2 separate regions of the Homo sapiens genome follow, and region 1 is linked to region 2. Evidence: chromatin contacts called from ENCODE Hi-C or POLR2A ChIA-PET data. All regions are on one chromosome and are shown on one strand. The core of a region is the stretch at or near the end of the contact, and the rest is flanking DNA. Distances in the headings are between cores, read along the strand shown.

Region 1 (4,458 bases), core at 531-3,030, 160 kb before region 2:
GGAAAAAAAATGAATGCACATACACATAAACATACATGTACACATATGCATATACATATACTATATATATTTTGCAGATAATGAGTTCACACCAATCCCAAGTTCATCCCTATGGGATTCTTCTTGCCTTGCTCCAGTCCATATTTGTATCTCCCGTCTTCCATACTGACAGCCCTGGCTCCCACTAGAGACAGTGTTTTGATGTACGGGACAGTCTCAGCATTGCAGGTCATCTGAATTCCCTGTTTTCTGTCCATTAAGTGCCAGTAATGCCTTTCAGTCATTGTGACAATCAAGACCAACTTCCACATATCCTAAAATGCTCTGTAGGGCCAATACTATACTGTTCTAGTGATCAGACCAGTATGGACTCATAGTTATACAGCAAGGCGTGTTCGGATGTGCCATATGTGAATTATAAGCAAAGTGCAGTGAAGTACAGATAAGGGAATGACGAATTCCAGGAAAGCTTATTAACACTTTCCTAGGTATGTAGGGAAGATTAGGAAATGAGGCCACTAGGTTTGGTGTCTTGGTGTTGGGTATAGTCAGTCACACAAATCCAGGGAACATTGTCATGGATACCTGAGTAAGCAGTAACTGTTTGCCAAATAATGAGTATAATAATCTGCAGCGGGGCAGCACGCAGTGGCACACGCCTATAATCCCAGCACTTTGGGAGGCTGAGGTAGGCAGATCAAGTCAGGAGTTCAAGACCAGCCTGGACAACATGGTGAAACCCCGCCTCTACTAAAATTACAAAATAGCCGGGCGTGGTGGCGCACACCTGTAATCCCAGCTACAATGGAGGCTGAAGCAGGAGAATCGCTCGAACCCGGGAGGCAGAGGTTGCAGTGAGCCAGAGATCACGCCGCTGCACTACAGCCTGGGCGACAGAGCTGACTCTGTCTCAAAAAAAAAAAAGTCTGCAATGAGTAAATATCACATAGAGACATTTGTTCCCTTTCCTCAGTTAAGACTAGTTTTCTTGGAAAAGCAGTACTAGCCACCATTTACTGAATTTTTCCTGCCACCGAGACAGCTGTCCCCTCTGCCTAGAATATCTTTGTATATCCTGAATCTCTCCAGTCAGAATCGATGTTTCCTGCCCTATATTCTTTCAGCACTTTGTGCCTTCCTTGTGTATGATGTGCTGAAGTCTGCACTTGGGAGGCCGACTTCTGGGTGTCAGTCCCAGTTCTGCGGCTTTCAGCTGTCACACTCGGTTTCTGTGCCTATAAATTAGAGATGATGGTAATGCCTGCCTCTCCGTCTGACATGCAGGTGCTTCAGAAATATGTGCACTGAGGAGTCCCTAAGCCCCTTGTTTTTAGCCCTCTATAAAACGTGTGAGGTGAAATAATGTTTTGGAACTCACACTGCTTGGAACAAAGAAAGCTTTTGAGACTTTTTCCTACTGTGTACTGGAAGGTAATTATTGCCGCTTTTTTCAAAATGGACATTGTTTTCGGTTTTACTCGACGACACTACTTGTTTTCCCTCATTTTTATTTGAGCGTTTGGGTTGAGCTACTGGCACTTAGCAGGGAGGCCGCATGGTAGGGAGAGCGCCCGTGGCTCCAGCTCTGGAGATGGGACAGTAGGTGGCAGTGTGGCCCCTGCGGGAATCCGCCGCCCCGCGGGTGGAACGCGGCGAGTGGGCGCGGGGCTGTCGGGTAGCGTGCGCGCGCAGGGCCGCGCCCAGCATGTGGAGCGCTGTGATTGGGCGCCGCCAGCCGGAGGGCCGTGAGGTGCTCAAAGCGGGCTCGCTGATTGGGGGACGGAGGAGGGCCGATATGAGGCTTTCGCCGCTCCCATCCCCATTGGAGATCGAGGCAGCAAGGGACACTGCGGCGTGTGGGTGTGGGCTTCATGTGCCAGAGCGCCGTCTCCCCTGAGCCGTGCCCTGCCGGGGAGTACGGCGAGAGAGAGGTTCTGGCCTCTCGGAGTGGGCTTGCGGTTCCGGTGCCCCCTCTCTTCGTCCTCGTGGCTGATTGTGCCAGAGAGCTCCTCGGGGAGGGCCCTAGCGTGAGGGCAGTTTCCCAGCGCCGGGGCCGCGGTGGACGCCAATGCAGCTGTCTAGGACCTGCGCCCGCGGTGCGTCCAGAGGGCCCCGGCGCGAACGTCAGAACGCCGCCCCGTTCCGCGCTCTCAGCAGCCAGCCAGGGCCGCTGCCAGTTCCACCGTGGAGAGGAGGAAACCGGGCGAGAGCCTCACTTTCCTTTCCGCCCAAAAAGCTTTCTCAGTGATTGCTGTAGTACCTGAGATTCTACCATAGGATCTTCCGCCTACATTAAAGTAGTCGATTTCTTCTTTAAAATACTTTTTTATTGGAGTATAATATACATACTGAAAAGTGTGCAAGTCGTAATATAGACATTGATGAATTACCACAAAGCGAGTAAACCTGTGTAGGAAGCAAGAGCATTCCTACCGCTCCAGAAGCCCTTATTGCGGCCCCCACTTAGTCTCTCCAAAGGTAACCGGTATCCTGACTTCTAACGCCACAGATTTTTTTTTTTTAGTGTTTTAACATTTGAAGGTGTAGACACCTTGGTATAAGGAGCCCCCTTTACCCATCACCTGGCTTCAACAATTATCAGCTCTTAGTCTTTATTTTATCTTTATTACTGTTTCCCCATCCCGATGCTTTGGATAATTTTGAAGGAGATCCCAGGCAGTAAGTCATTTCATCCGTAAATATTTTGATACAGATCTCCAAAAGACAAGGGTGCTTTTCAATACCATTATCACACCTAAAATATTAATAGGGTTGTAAATATCACGAAATATCCAGTTAGTGTTCAGATATCCCTGATACTCTCTTTCTTATTTTATTTTATTTTCTTAGAGCCTTGCTCTTGTCGCCCAGGTTGGAGTGCAATGGCACGATCTCAGCTCGCTTAAACCTCCTCCTCCCAGGTTCAAGCGATTCTCCTGCCTCAGCCTCCCGAGAAGCTGGGATTACAGGCGCCCGCCACCATGCCCGGCTAATTTTTGTATTTTTAGCAGAGATGGGGTCTTGCCTTTTTGGTCATGCTGGTCTCGAACTCGTGACCTCGTGATCCGCCCACCTCGGCCTCCCCAAGTGCTGGGATTACAGGCGTGAGCCACCGCTCCTGGCTCAGGTATCCCTGATACTCTCAAATTTTTTTTTTTATGATTTGGTTGAATCAGGATTCAAATAAAGCCTCGTATAATACAATTGGTTGCTATGTGCCCCCGTTAACTCTTTCTGAATCTTTTTAATAGAAACATACAGAAGTAGAGAGAGTAGAATAAACCCCTGTGTACTGTCACCCAGCTCCAGCAATTATCAATTCCCTACCAGTGTTGTTTCATCAACTCCCCACCTGTTCACCAGATTACTTTTTAACAAACTTAATTATCGGGGTTTTTTTATATGTACTTTGATATGTACCTCTAAAAGATAAGGATTTTTAAAAACGTAATTAATCATACTATTCTAAAAAACTAGTACTTCTGTAATATTAAATATTCCATTAATGTTCACATTTTCCCAAATGTCTTATAAATTTCTTTTTAATTTAGTTTGTTGAAATGTGATCTAGATAAGGTCCATACCTTGCAATGTGTTGAGTTGTCTCAACTATCTTAGTTTGTAAGTTTTTTGCAATTTATTTATTGAACAAAACAGGTCTTTTTTGGAGTTTCCCACATTCTAGATTTGCTGATTTCATCCTTATTGTGGTGTTTAGCGTGCTCCTCTGCCTTCCATATGTCTTGTGAAACTGGTAGTTGGAGAAAGGGGCTTGATCAGATTCAGGACTTTTTATTTTGTCTTTTGGTATAAATACTTCATAGTAAGTGTTTACTTGTGTCAGTAAGCACACAGCATTTGATTGCCCCTCTGCGAAGTTAAAGGCCATTCATGATCTTTACTTAGATTTGTTATTTCATTTGAAGCTGCATACTATTGCTGTTTAAATTTTATCATTTCTTTTCATTTATTATCTAGGAAATTTTTATGACAGAACTTCCATTCATCAACAGTTTACTTACCCTGAAATAGTTTGTATATGAGTTAGCTTTCAAAATAACTTGCAAAAATGATGAATGAGGACTTCTTAAAATGTCATTAAGAACTCATAGATTTAAATAATTGAGACATTTTAATCCATTGCTGTTGATACTTTTATTGATAGGGCCATAGTTCAACTGTGCTCTGTAGAGCCCTGGGCTTTCCTACTTCAATCAGATTTCAACTTTTGATTGTTTCTGTACTGGGCTTCCCTTTGGCTAAAATAAACACTGAGTTAAAGCATTGTCTCTGGAATTCCTCCACTAACTTGCTGATTTGTTGGGGAGGTACAGGGTAAAAGTTATCAACATTTACTAGTTAACAGAATAGGATCCACTGTGAACAGGACTCAGGAGAAAACCACTGGGGAACTGGGTAGGGTGTTGGTAGGAGGGCAGGCCTCATGGGGAAGCTCCT
Region 2 (4,523 bases), core at 854-3,353:
ACACATAGTTTCAGATTTTATGTAATTAAAAGACTTTCTGCCTTTATATGAGTGGTTCTTGTCAAATCCATTGTGGTCCCTGCATGTGTGAGGTAGAGTTTCCAGCAGGAAAATGGCATGGGTGTGACATGTCCACCCTCCCTCCCCGCTCTCTCATGTGAGATCTCTGCCCATGGTGGGCAACACCATCTGCTGCTGTGTAACCCAGCACAGCTAACCCGCTGCCTCCTGTTTTTAATGGGAAGGAAACAAAAGACAAATCTGTGCAAAAAGAAGCAGCAAACACAGATCTGAAGCAAACACGAGGTGGCTCGGCAAATACTTGACTATAGTCGGGTCGGAATTTATAGAACCTGACGCCAGACATTTCCATGGTGCAATTTCCTGACTAAATTTTGTTTTCTTATTTTCACTCCTGTGACTCTAGACAGGCTTTCTTCTCAGACTTCAGTCAGCCTTGGTTTCCCTGTGGTTCCTCTGGTGGAATTGCGTTGCTGCTTCCTGTTCCAGCAGGCCCAGCAGACCCAGCAGGCCCAGCGAGCATGAGAGCAGCCTGGGGCCCACGCTGCAGCCACTGTATGTCCACAGGCTGAGCTGCACAATGTTCTCCTCACTCACAACAGTACTTCTGAACAAAAATTATTGTTTTCAAGAAACTTGGTTGATTTATAAGAAATGCTATAAAAATACCATGGGGCCAGGCACGGTGGCTCATGCCTGTAATCCCAGCATTCTGGGTGAATCACTCGAGGTCAGGAGTTCAAGACTATCCTGGCCAACATAGTAAAACCCCATCTCTACTAAAAATACAGAAACTGGCTGCGCGTGTTGGCGGGTGCCTATAATCCCAGCTACTCAGGAGGCTGAGGCAGGAGAATTGCTTGAACCCAGGAGGTGGAGGTTGCAGTGGGCCGAGATTGCGCCACTGCACTCCAGCCTGAGTGACAGAGTGAGACTCTGTCTAATAAAATAAAATAAAATAAAACAACCATGGGATTTTCCAAATGCTTTCTTTATTCTTCAGTTTTTCCTTCACAGACCTGGTGTCAGTCCACATAATGCTCAGGGTAGGAAGGGGAGTGAACGGGGTCCGACCCCAGGTTTTGCAGAACAAGGAATCCCATTTATTTCAAAGAGCTAGAGGCCAATTGCTTCACTGTGTCCCTCTCTCCACTCCTGGAGGAAAAAAACATCTACTTTTTACGTAAAAAAAAACATATCCATAGATAGGATAATTTAGGAACACACCCTGCTAGAATGCTGTTCTGGTGTGCACCTTTAGAAAGAACCACAATCTAAATACAATGTGGGATACCGCATTGGATCATGGCATGGTAAAAGGACATTCAGTGGAAAACCTGGAGAGATCAGGAAAAAATCTGCCATGTAGTTTAACTAACAGGATGTTAATTTCTTAGTTTTGATAAAAAGTAGCACGGTTATGTAAGTTGCTAACAGTAGGGGAAGCAGGGTGAAGGGGAAACAAGAACTCTCTGTACTATCTCTGCAACTGGTCTGTAAATCTAAAGTTATCTAAAAATAAAAATGTGTTTAGAAAAAGGAATCACTGTGAAATGTCAAAAGTGATTAAAAACACAACCCAGTGATGACACAATGATTATTTACTATCTAAAGAACAGGGAGGGAACTGTAAAAAACACAGAGAGAGAGGCTGGCCCCTGGGTGAGCCCAGCTCAGCACTGCCAGTTTGGGACCACACCTATTTCAGTCTCACAGAGACAGTTTTTCTTTAAAACCCTCTAAAAAATTATGAAAACAAATCCACACCCATTGTGGACAATATGGATGCCACAAATGAAGAAGCAGCAAGCAGAGGTGTCTAATCACTTTACCCAGAGACAATCATCCTTGTTCATCTTTGACCATGTTTCCTTCCAGTACTTTTTCCACATAGCCATTTTTTTACATAGTTGAGGGCACAGTGGAAACACAATATTTTGGTCCTGTTTTCTTCACTTTATGTTCTATGATCAATGACTTCCCCACTGCAATGCTTTGGACATGACTTGTTTGTTCTTGCCAAATCTCATGTTGAAATTTGATCCCCAATGTGAGGGTGTCTGAGGTGAGGCCTAGTGGGAGGGGTCTGGGTCATGGGGGCAGATCCCTCATGAATGGCTTGGTGCTGTTCTCATGAAGTGAGTTTGTCCTGGTTCTGGCAAGATGGGATTAGTTCCCAGGAGAGTGGGTTGTTATAAAGCAAGATTCTTCCTTCTGTTTGGTCCCTCTTCAAATATGCCCACTTTCACTTTGACCTTTGCCTCCATGTCTTGATGAAACACAAAAGCCCCCACCAGAAGCCAAGCAGATGCCAACGCCAGGCTTCTTGTACAGCCTGCAGATCCATGAGCCAAACCCCCTCTTTTTTTACATAAACAATCCAGCCTCAGGTATTCCTTTATAGCAACACAAAATGGACCAAGACACCCCCATTTATCCAAAGCTTTGTAAACATGGCACTCAACAGCTGCCCGCTAACTCTGCTGTGCATCACCTCCACAGCTGACCTACCCAGACACCAACTGCTGCACTATTAGGATGCAAGAAAATTATGGCTGCTTCATAAAAAAGAGTGAGATCATGTCCTTTGCAGGGACATGGATGGAGCTGGAGGCCATTATCCTTAGCAAACTAATGCAGGAACAGAACACCAAATACTGTATGTTCTCACTTACAAGTGGGAGCTAAATGATGAAAATACATGGACACATCGAGGGGAACAACACGCACTGGGGCCTATCGGAGGGTGGAGGGTGGGAGGAGGCAGAGGATCAGGAAAAATAACTAATGGGTACTAGGCTTAACACCTGGGTGATGAAATAATCTGTACAACAAACCCCCATGACACACATTTACCTATGTAACAAACCTGCATTTGTACCCTGAACTTAAAATAAAAGTTAAAAAAGAAAGTTATGGGTGCTTAAGGAAAAAATCTGTCCTATATGCAGCCCTCTCTGGGCTTAAGTTATCCCTCACTGGCAAATTAGGCAGAACAGGTAGTTCCAGAATGTTTGGGGTCATTTCGGCTTGCAGCCAGTCGGTGATGCTTAAAATATTAATACATGCCAGTTACCACCAGAGAAAAATTTAAAACATGAGAGACAAGAATGCAAATTAGGTTTTCTGAGTAATAACGGTATAAAATATTAAATGGATTCTGAGTCAGTAATTCATATCTAATAAAGTAAAAATAGCAGATATCAAGACCTAGGAAACTATGGTGCTGTTTTAAATGGGCCATTCTGTTTATATTGCACACCAAGTCAACATATTTATTTTTGTAAAAGCTAAATGGGACTTAATATCAGCCCAATTTCAAAAAATGGGTAAAAACCTAGGTATGTAAAAGATGCGGAAATGGCCTAGGCCTAGCTCTTATTCTGGAAAATGAGATCCCACATGATATACCCACTCAGACACATACACACAGCCAAATCCTAAAATAAACTTAATCCTGCTAAGGATTTTCCTCCCAGTGGCGCACTCAAGTGGCTACATCAATATTCAGGAAGAAAAACCAAATATGCATAGAGAAGCCAGCTTTGAGGAATACACTTAAATTCTTATTTCTATTTCATTTGTCCCACTTCCTCCCTCCTGGATATAGGGTGTATCTGGAAGTAGAAAATGAAGAGAAGTTCTTCCCTTTTGCCCTCACCTCCTGCCCTCATCCCCGTCCCATTTTCTCTTCCAACCCATCAGCCCACTATCTCTATGGTTCTGAATAAAAGCACAGAGGGGTGACAGAAGAGGATAGCAGTATCCCCACTGAGCAAACAGACTCTGTCCAGAGGGTGTCCTGGAGACGCTCAACAAACTGTTTAAAAATCAAGTTCTTCTCCAGCCTTAGAAGGCTGGGCCAGAGTCTTACTAATGAGCTAGTGATCTTTTCAATAAAGCCAACAAATCACCAAACGTGTCTTATAAAATTCAGTCCTCATCTGATAGATGATGAGACCATACAGTGAAACAAATGTCTATTGTGGAAAAAGAAAAACGAGATTTTGCTTACCGCCCCTCCTAAGTTTAAACAGGCTTAATTAGTACATTTTCCCGAAAGGGAATAAATCATTTAGTTAGAAACAGGAAATTTCTTTCCAAGTTAGTTTGAGGGAACAATGAGGCTTAAGACCTCAGAGGTGGTCTACTACATTAAATGGCAAAAACGGCAATTACTTTTGCACCAAACTAGTAGTTTTCTAAAATCTAGAAAGAGCAGAAAACTGTGCAGGGATTTACATGAGAGTACTATATTCAATTTTTTTAAAAATAAGATAATCTTTAATGGGCAGCCACTATGTGCCAGCATTGTGCTAGGTGCTGGTGGATACAGCAATGAATAAGACATGGTCTCTACTCTCATGGAGGGTGAGGTAGTAAGCAGATAATCACAAGCTGCAGGGTACATAACAGGGGACCTAAATTAATCCAGGTGAAGGGGAAGGCTGGGTCCTGAAGAGGGAGTAGTAATTCTTAGCTAAGTGAAATGAGTAGGGAAG

The links. A loop is a pair of places that touch in the nucleus more often than their neighbours do. ChIA-PET counts read pairs that join two places held with the same protein, here RNA polymerase II (POLR2A). Pooled maps may share reads with other maps.
Region 1: a loop to region 2 is called in a map of ascending aorta, with 3 times the contacts of the local background. The contact joins two enhancer-like sites. A Hi-C loop is called at or near these places in 30 of 168 maps with a recorded cell type or tissue (GM12878, HAP-1, IMR-90 and 19 more) and 9 of 50 pooled maps. POLR2A ChIA-PET finds 5 or more read pairs at or near these places in 5 of 52 experiments (AG04449, HEK293, SK-N-SH and 2 more).

Annotation. Positions count from the first base shown.
Region 1 is chr5:72,305,738-72,310,195 of GRCh38, reverse strand. All of the region lies in intron 2 of MRPS27 (mitochondrial ribosomal protein S27), which reads left to right. Among named protein-coding and RNA genes, the nearest start is that of MRPS27, 12 kb to the left of the region's middle. RefSeq lists a silencer at 1,495-1,784 and an enhancer at 1,835-2,084. Within about 2 kb of position 1,780, at least 40 of the 41 ENCODE cell types and tissues checked have a DNase peak (open chromatin) inside an H3K27ac peak, as active enhancers do; they include ascending aorta, where a contact is called at or near this core.
Region 2 is chr5:72,148,906-72,153,428 of GRCh38, reverse strand. All of the region lies in intron 2 of MAP1B (microtubule associated protein 1B), which reads right to left. Among named protein-coding and RNA genes, the nearest start is that of MIR4803, 18 kb to the left of the region's middle. Within about 2 kb of position 2,103, at least 4 of the 41 ENCODE cell types and tissues checked have a DNase peak (open chromatin) inside an H3K27ac peak, as active enhancers do; they include ascending aorta, where a contact is called at or near this core.